Linked DNA regions of Homo sapiens: all the other regions are linked to region 1. Evidence: chromatin contacts called from ENCODE Hi-C or POLR2A ChIA-PET data. All regions are on one chromosome and are shown on one strand. The core of a region is the stretch at or near the end of the contact, and the rest is flanking DNA. Distances in the headings are between cores, read along the strand shown. Region 1 holds the start of SRPK2 (SRSF protein kinase 2). Region 2 overlaps SRPK2 (SRSF protein kinase 2). Region 3 holds the start of PUS7 (pseudouridine synthase 7).

The links. Hi-C counts contacts between places; a loop is a spot of excess contacts on that map. ChIA-PET counts read pairs that join two places held with the same protein, here RNA polymerase II (POLR2A). Pooled maps may share reads with other maps.
Region 2: a loop to region 1 is called in a pooled map, with 2.1 times the contacts of the local background. The contact joins the enhancer-like site here to the promoter of SRPK2 in region 1. A Hi-C loop is called at or near these places in 1 of 50 pooled maps. POLR2A ChIA-PET finds 5 or more read pairs at or near these places in 3 of 52 experiments (A673, activated CD8-positive, alpha-beta memory T cell and activated T-cell).
Region 3: a loop to region 1 is called in a map of B cell, with 5 times the contacts of the local background. The contact joins the promoter of PUS7 here to the promoter of SRPK2 in region 1. A Hi-C loop is called at or near these places in 9 of 168 maps with a recorded cell type or tissue (B cell, CD4-positive, alpha-beta T cell, CD4-positive, alpha-beta memory T cell and 4 more), 8 of 37 single-sample maps with no recorded cell type and 19 of 50 pooled maps. POLR2A ChIA-PET finds 5 or more read pairs at or near these places in 8 of 52 experiments (CD4-positive, alpha-beta T cell, GM12878, OCI-LY7 and 5 more).

What each region holds. Positions count from the first base shown.
Region 1 is chr7:105,387,576-105,390,308 of GRCh38, reverse strand. SRPK2 (SRSF protein kinase 2) reads left to right here and starts at 1,388. Exons shown (of 16, transcript NM_182692.3): 1 at 1,388-1,518; 2 at 1,607-1,661. The coding sequence starts at 1,503. RefSeq lists silencers at 1,018-1,187, 1,288-1,337, 1,348-1,417, 1,448-1,577, 1,918-2,037 and 1 more.
Region 2 is chr7:105,243,236-105,245,968 of GRCh38, reverse strand. The region is part of intron 2 of SRPK2 (SRSF protein kinase 2); the gene reads left to right. It also overlaps the pseudogene RPL36P12. Among named protein-coding and RNA genes, the nearest start is that of SRPK2, 140 kb to the left of the region's middle. RefSeq lists an enhancer at 775-1,315. Within about 2 kb of position 1,333, at least 7 of the 41 ENCODE cell types and tissues checked have a DNase peak (open chromatin) inside an H3K27ac peak, as active enhancers do; they include A673, where a contact is called at or near this core.
Region 3 is chr7:105,520,952-105,523,684 of GRCh38, reverse strand. PUS7 (pseudouridine synthase 7) reads left to right here and starts at 1,414. Exons shown (of 16, transcript NM_019042.5): 1 at 1,414-1,633. RefSeq lists enhancers at 149-649, 1,933-2,587 and silencers at 1,286-2,035, 2,245-2,390.

The sequences.
Region 1 (2,733 bases), core at 139-2,638:
AGCGACAAGGGATATTACTGGGATATTTTGCAAAATTGAATATATATGGCCTGTATGTTACAGATGATTACATTGTATTAGTATGAAAGTTTCTTGGAGTGATCATGGAATTCTGATTATGTGGGAGATTATCTTTATTCTTAGTAGATATGTACTGAAATATTTAGGGATAAAGGGTAACAGTGTCTACAAAAACTCAAGTGATTCAGCAAAATAAACCATACACACAGACACATAGATAGCAAATGTGGCAGAATGTTAAAAATTGGTGAATATGGGTTAATTTGGCTGTTAATTGTATTTTCCTTGTAACTTTTCTATAGGGTTTGATATTTTTTTGAATATAAAAAGTTAAGGACTCTTCAAAATCCAAGCAGAGTTTCCCGTTCTGATTTATCATCCTTAGTGTAAGCCACCTTGTCAAAGATACAGTTGTGTGACCAATGAGGGAGTTAATAGTCAGAATGCGTATCTTTCAAAAACTATTGTAATTATTTACATAAATAAGAGAACATTGCAGTTATCTTTTTGTGTCACTATCAACTTGATTCACATCTTTTGTAGGCAGCCTGATAAGGTGGTTTGTCGACGGCCAGGCCTGAATTTCGATCCTGGCTGGTTAAACTTTTTAACCTCGTTGGGACTCAGTTTCCTCATTGTAGGATGCAGAAAATAACTACTTGGTGTGATTGTTGTTTTGAATTGTTATACACCTGGTGTTTACGGAAGCGAGTTTCAATTCATGTGCAAAACCTTTGTCCTACCTTGAATGCTATCTGTATCTTTTCCTTCATTAAACTCATGCAATCCTGGAGGGCACTTAGAGGTGGGAGAGAAAATGACTTCTCCAAGGTCACACCGCTAATCGCGGACCCAGGTTTCCCAGCTTTTGGTCGTGTGCCCTTTCCACGCCTGCCGGAGAGGAGGAAGCGGCGCTCATGGGGTTGCAAGGATGTAGAGGAGCAAAGGGAGAGAAGAGGCCGCGGGAAGAGAGGTGGTGCGAGACCCGCGGAGGCGCCGGCCAAGGACGGGCGCATGGAGCAGCGGGCGGCGCGACCGGCCGGGGTGCGGAGGGGAGAGGCCGCGGCGGGGAGGGAGGGTCCCGCGGGTCCGGTGCCCGGGAGAGGCGGGCGGCCTGGGCCAGCCGCAGGATCGCAGGAGGCGGAGGCCCGGGCCGCGGGCTGGGGTGGGGGAGGCCGAGGGCCAGCGCGGCCATGGGCGGCGGCCACTTCTGCACAGGTGGGTGGGGCGGGGGCGCGGGGCGCTGGGCGCGCGGCGCTGGGGTCCCGACCCCCGGGGCCGGCGGGTGGGGGCGGGGCGGGGGCGGGGCCGGACGGGGGCGGGTCTTGCTGGGTCCCTGCTGGAGCGGCGGCGGCGGCGGCGGCGCAGGCGCGGTTCTCGTCTCCTCCCGGCCGGCGGAGCGAGTGGAGGCTGCAGCCCAGCTCGTCTCGGCGCCCGCGTCGCCGTCGCGAAGCCCCCCGCCCCGCTTCCGCCGCGTCGGAATGAGCTCCCGGAAAGGTGAGTGGCCCGCGGCGCGCCCTCTCCCCGCCACGCGGCCAGCCCGGGCGGGCGGCCCGACCGTTAATGTGTGTCTTCTCTTCCCCAGTGCTGGCCATTCAGGCCCGAAAGCGGAGGCCGAAAAGAGAGAAACATCCGAAAAAGTGAGTCCACGCTGCGCCTGTCCCCGTTCCCCACCCCCGCCCCGTCGGGGGCGCCCGCGGCCGCGCAGGGGAAAGTTGTCCGGGTCCCCGGGCCGGCGGGCGGGCTGGTCCCCCGGGACGCTGGCGCTCGGCTCCTGCCCCCGGCGGGCGGCCCGGGGGGAGGGGCGGCGGCGGGGGAGGGGCGCGCGGGCCGCGGCCGGTTCCCTAGCATCACGGAGCCTCGACCCCGCGACCTCCCGCCCCGGGTCGCCACCGGCCGGCGGGCGGGAGGCCGGCGGAAAGGCGCCGGGCAGGGCGTGCGCACCCGTCCCTTGCCCGCGAGCTGGCCCGGGGGTCGCGGCCCTTTCCGGAAGGGGCCCCGGCGTCTGCCGCTGGGCTCCGGCCCGCCCGCTGCGGGAGTGCAGCGGCTGCGTTGCTCCCACCTGAGCCGCGGGCCGAGGAGGCGGAGGGGCCGAGTGTGCGGGAGGGCGTGTGTCTCGCCTCCCCTTCCTCCCCGGCCCCCGCCTGTCGGCCTTTCTGCTGAGAACCTAAGCTGGTTGTCAAGTGGTTTGCCTCGGGCGTGTTCCTGGCGCGAGTTCAGCCCCGAGACCTGTGCGTTTCGGCTCTCGGGTTTGGATTCGAAACTTTCCGCTCGGGTTGAGCGTGACTTGGGTGCGCTGCGGGCGCCGGGGTCGCGGGCTGCGCAGGGCGGTGGGCGTGTGCGCGGGAGCCGGTCGGAGTGGAAAACGCGCCCGTGGCGGCCACCTCCAGCCTGGCCGCTCACCCGAGCAGGGGGGCCGCTGCCCAAGAACCCTTTCCTGGAGAGCTGCTCCGAGACCGCACAGCGCCGCCGCGTCTTCTCCTTTTCCACTCCTCTCTCCTAATTTTTTTGATTTACCAGCGTTCGACATCGTTATCTCTTCCTCTAGATTAATTGCTTCGCTCTTTTGAGCAAGAATACTCTGTGTGGCATCTTTGGTACTGTGGGGAACGAGAATCCAGCATTATCTTTAATAAAATCCAGAAACATTTTTGGTTGTTTCCTTTGAGGGGTACGTCGCAGCACGCTCACTTTTTTCCCCTTCTCGTTGGC
Region 2 (2,733 bases), core at 84-2,583, 140 kb after region 1:
CAACAGTGGGGCCCACAGGCTTTATCCTGCCTCGCGGTGACCTAACATTTTGTCACTCTGCTATTTAATTTTTAAAAGTGTCTCCAGCTGGGTGCGATGATGTGTGCCTGTAGTTGTGGCTACTCTGGCAGCTGAGGTGGGAGGATCACTTGAGCCCAGGAGTTCAAGGCCATAGTGCATGAAGATTGTGCCTGTGAATAACCACCGCACTCTAGCCTGGGCAACAGAGAGAACTTGTCTCTTGAGGGGAAAAAAAGTGTTTTCTAAATGCAGAAGCCCGAGTTACTTTATCTCCTCATTTTCCCCCGTAGTCTGTATCTAGTTGGTCACTAGATCCTACCGGTTTCTTTGCAGGAGTCCTCTCCAAATGCTTCCGTCAAAACTCGCTGTACTGCTTTCATCTGTCATTCCTCATTTGCCCTCAAATATTGTTCACTAGCCTCTCTTCCTGTTCCTCCGCCCTTTGCATCATCCCCAGAATTATATTCCTAAAAGAGACTCATTAATATAGCTTAAAACAGGTCGTTCACAGTCTGGTGGTCCTCTTTATCTAAAGTCCTCACTGATCCTGCCATTTCTGGCTCTTTTACCCTTCTTATCTTCATAATGTGTACTTCCCTCTGCCTGGACCTCACTGAGAAGATGCCATGTCCCCTGCACGCTGCCCTTACCATCCCACTGCAGAGGGTCCTGCTGCCTCCTAGAGCACCATCTAGACCTTTGTACTGAGACTCAGTGCTTCTCACTCCACTAGCTCGAGACGCAAGGAGCTTTAACTGTCTCATGTTCACGTTTCTGGTGCCTAGCACGTTCTTTGGCCTATAGACACAAATTTTATTTGAATAAAGATTTTTATTTCTTTCCCACTTGGTTAGGAAATACTAAGAAAAAGAGGTGTGTGTGTGTGTGTGTGTGTGTGTGTGTGTGTGTGTGTTTGTTTTGTTTTGTTTTTCCTCTCAAGCTGTTCTTTATTTCAGGGAGAGGGCAGGGAAGGGGGCTCAGTCTTTCTTGGCAGCGGCTTTCCTCATGGCGGCCAGGACGTTGCTTTGCTCCTCCCGCTTCCTCTTGGCGCGGATGTGCGCCCACACCCTTTTCTTGATGAACTTGAGGACCCGTTTGTCTTTGGAGACCTTTCAGTAACTCCTTGGCGTGCTGCTTGTACGGGGCGAAGCCACATGCCTCCGGGATCATGTCCCGCACAAACTTGGTGTGTTTGGTCAGACGCCCGCGGCGGCGGCTGTGCCTGGGCTCGCTCACGTTCTTGGTCACCTTTTGGCCCTTGTTGAGGCCCACGGCCATAGGGTAGCGCAGAGCCAGGGCTGCTGCTCTCCAAAGGCGGCCCTGGCGCGCTGGGGCTGGCGCCGCGTGGAACTCTGGGATTTTTTTATTGTTGTTGAGACGGAGTCTCGTTCTGTCGCCCAGGCGGGAGTGCAGTGGCACGATCTTAGCTCACTGCAAGCTCCGCCTCCCGGGTTCAAGCGATTCTCCCGCCTCAGCTTCCCGAGTAGCTGGGATTACAGGCGCGCGCCTGGTACCATGTGCAGCTAATTTTTGTATTTTTAGTAGACACAGGGTTTCACCATGTTGGCCAGGCTGGTATTGAATTCCTGACCTCAGATGATCCACCAGCCTCGGCCTCCCAAAGTGCTGGGATTACAGGCGTGAGCCACCGCGCCCGGCCCTGTATTTTTTAATAGGAAATATTGGACAGTATCTTTTTGTTTTACTGCCTTCTGAACAGCCTTGCAAATGTTTCTTTTTATAGCGGTTTTACCCCAACTTCTCTGTGTTCTCATGGACTCAGTGGGGTCTCCACCTACTACAGTGGTTTTGGTTGGCCTGGAAAAGCCTCCTGACCAGCGGACGGGACTTGGGCCCTCTACCCCTGCCAGCTCTTCAGCCCTCGTGGGGCTTCTTTATGGCAGCTCTTTCCTTCTAGAAGTTCCCACTCAATGTTTGAAATACCCACAAGTTCTGAACCTTGGAGGCACACTCATCTTATTAATGGCAGAGTTGGGACTCCAACTCAGTTACCTTGGCTGTTTCTCTTCCATTTTATTGATGGCAGCAGCCAGAATTCCCGACAAAGGTCTCTGGATTGGACTGGTAAATTTTGTTCATTCCACTTCTCACGTGTGAATTTAGGTAATCTGCTGAGCTGCAGATTCTTATTGTGTTATGGTTTAGAGATAATAACATCTTTGTAACTGAAATTAAAATTTTTTTTTGTCTTGCTGCAAATTCAGTCTATTGTAATTCTCAAGTTTCTTCACAGCCCTAAATTTACCGTTCGTTATTTGAGATTGCTTGGCATGTGGTTTTTTTTTTTTTTTTTTTTGAGATGGAGTCTCTCTCTGTTACCCAGACTGGAGTGCAATGGTGCGGTCTTGGCTCACTGCAGCCTCCACCTCCTGGGTTCAAGGCATGCACTACCACGCCCGGCTAATTTGTGTATTTTTAGTAGAGAGAGGGTTTCACCATGTCGGCCAGACTAGTCTTGAACTCCTGACCTCAGGTGATCTGTCTGCATTGTCCTCCCAAAGTGTTGGGATTACAAATGACTTTAGGATTTTAATTGTAATCTTGCCACCTTTGATCCTATCTCAGGCTCCTCAACTGTGAAGTGTCATCATCTAGATTTAGAGAATTAAGATTAGAATGTAGGCGGGGTGCATTGGCTCACATGGAAGTAATCCCTGCACTTTGGGAGGCTGATGGGGAAGGATTGCTTGA
Region 3 (2,733 bases), core at 165-2,664, 130 kb before region 1:
GTAGAGACGGGGTTTCACCATGTTGGCCAGGCTGGTCTCAAACTCCTGACCTCATGATCCGCCCACCTCGGCCTCCCAAAGTGCTGGGATTACAGGCGTGAGCCACTGCGCCCGGCCGGTAATAGTATATTTCATTGTGTAAAAAACAAAACAAAAAAACAAATTGGGCAGGGCATGGTGGCTCATGCCTATAATCCCAGTACTTTGGGAGGCCTAGGCAGGCAAATCACTTGAGGTCAGGAGTTCAAGGCCAACAGGCAAAAACCCCGTCAAAAAAATTAGTCTGGCATGATGTCAAGCACTCGTAGGCCCAGCTACTCGGGAGGCTGATGCAGGAGAATCGCTTGAACCCTGCAACAGAGTGAGACTCTCTCTCAAACAAAATAAAACAAAACGGAAAAACTATTAGAGGCTGGGAGCGGTGGCTCACGCCTGTAATCTCAACACAGAGGCGGAGGCGGGCGGATCACGAAGTCAAGAGTTCGAGACCAGCCTGGCCAACATAGTGAAACCCCGTACTCTACTAAAAATACAAAAAATAAGCCGGGCATGGTGGCGTGCGCCAGTAATCCCAGCTACTCGGGAGGCTGAGGCAGGAGAATCGCTTGAACCCGGGTGGCGGAGGTTGCGGTGAGCAGCGATCGCGCCATTGCACTCCAGCCTGGGCGACAGAGCAAGACTCCGTCTCAAAAAACAAACAAACAAACAAAAAGCAAAAAAACTATTAGAGCCTGGGCAACATAGTGAAATCTTGTCTCTACCCCCCACCCCCAAAAAAATTAGCCTGGGTGCGGTGGGATGCACCTGTAGTCCCAGCTACTTGGGATACTGAAGTGGGAGGATTGCTTGAGCCTGGGAGGTCGAGGCTGCAGTGAACTGTGTTCACGCCACCGCACTCCAGCCTGTGCGACAGAGCGAGACTCTGTCAAAACCAAACCAAACCAAAACAAAAAAAACCTATGATCCGGTTTCTTGAAGCAGATCCTATGGCAAGCCATCAAGCCAGAGCGGTAAGAAGTAGGAAGATGGTGCTTTTAGATCCACTACATTCCCAGGATCAAATGTAGAACAATATTTAGTCCCTAAAGTGATTCTCTTTCCATTATTGTCAACTGCGTGGTCGGTGCAACGTGAAAGGGCCACAACTATGTGAAGGAAACACTTAGAATATAACACCAAAGGAGGCAATCGCTGCCTTAGACTTCCTAAAGATCTAAAGAACTCTTAGATGCTTGGTGAAATCGCTCTCTGCCGCTGGTGCGACTCAGGCGCGGTCGCGAGGAAGGTCCAGGGTGAACGCGCGTAGGCTGGGAGTCCGCGTTGGGGCGCTCCCTGGCTTGCAGGCCGCTCCGAGTGGGTGGGCCGGGGGCGGGGCCGGCGGCAGGGAGCGGACTCCGCCCCCGGGGCGGGTCCAGTCGGGCCGCGGCGCGTCGCTGCGCCGCACGTGTGCGAGCCCGGCCGCCGGTGAGTCGGCTGGAGCGCATCTGGTCCTCCGCGCGGAAAGCGCTGCTTTTGCCTGGCCGCCCTAGCCGCTGGCTCATCCAAGTGGCCTTCGCCGCTCTCTTGCGTCCCAACCAGAGCGCTGGCCACCTCGCCGCCCAGCTCACGCCGCGCCCGCGCTCCCAGGCTCCGGGTAAGTGCGCGGCCTCCCCGCGGCCGCCGGGGCTCCTCGGCCTGGCCCTGGCCCCAGCCCCAGCCCCAGGGCCCCGCCCCAAGAGGCAGTGCGGACTGGGAAGGCGGACTGGGAAGGCGGCCCCGCAGTGGTCAGAGCCCGCGGCGCCTCCATTATGGATCGTGCCAGCGGGAGCACGGTTGGAACCCAGTGGGTCCTGCGCTTCGGCGGTGCAGGCGCCGCTCTCCGCTCCCCGCTCCCCGCTCCGCTCTGCCCGGCCAGTCGTCCGGAGGCGCCGCGCCCGAGCGCTCCCCTCCTCCCCGCGCGGCGCTGTCCCCCGGGGGCCCCCTTCCCACTCCTCCCTTTCTTTGCCCCGGACGCTCCCTAAACTCTTGTCCCTCCGTCAGAGGAACACTGGCCCTGAAGCCCTTCACGGTGCCACTGCTTCGCCGCGCCTGCCTTCTGTGGGTCCAGCCCACGTGTTCCACCCCTGTGTCCTGCGTCGCCGCTCACTGGGAGCCTACTAGGCGCCACGCGGGCTCTGGGGACTGCTTGCTTTGTATGCATTTCCCAGAGTAGGAGTGGACGGGCTGCAGACTCAGAGTGCTTTCTCCAGCCCTCAAGCTGGGTGAATGCTTAACGAGTGGATGGAGGTGCTGCTGTGCAAGCTGAAATTCGAGTCCTCCTCGTCAGCCCTGCGCAGAGGTGTTTAGAAGCACACCTTCGTTGCCTGCCGAGTAGGGTTGGCAAAGAGTTTAGTTTTTAAAATATTTGGTCCCGTCAGACTACTTTTTTTTTCCATTCCAAAAATAAAGGGTTACTAAGGTTCCCTCCCCCCCATCCCCAAGCCTCTAATCATCTATGAAATGACTATGCCCCATTGGCCTGGGGGAGCCTCGACTATTGAGGGATCTGTCGAAAATCAGACTGTACAACACTATTGAAAAGGGGTTGGTTAGGCAATTGTTAGGTTCAAACATTAGGAAAGTAGCCAACAGTACGTACTTAACAACTCCTTGTGAACATGTTTTTGGTTTTTTTATTTTTATTTTTTTAATTTTTTTGAGACAGAATTTTGCTCTTGTTGCCCAGGCTGGAGTGCAGTTGCGTGATCATCGCTC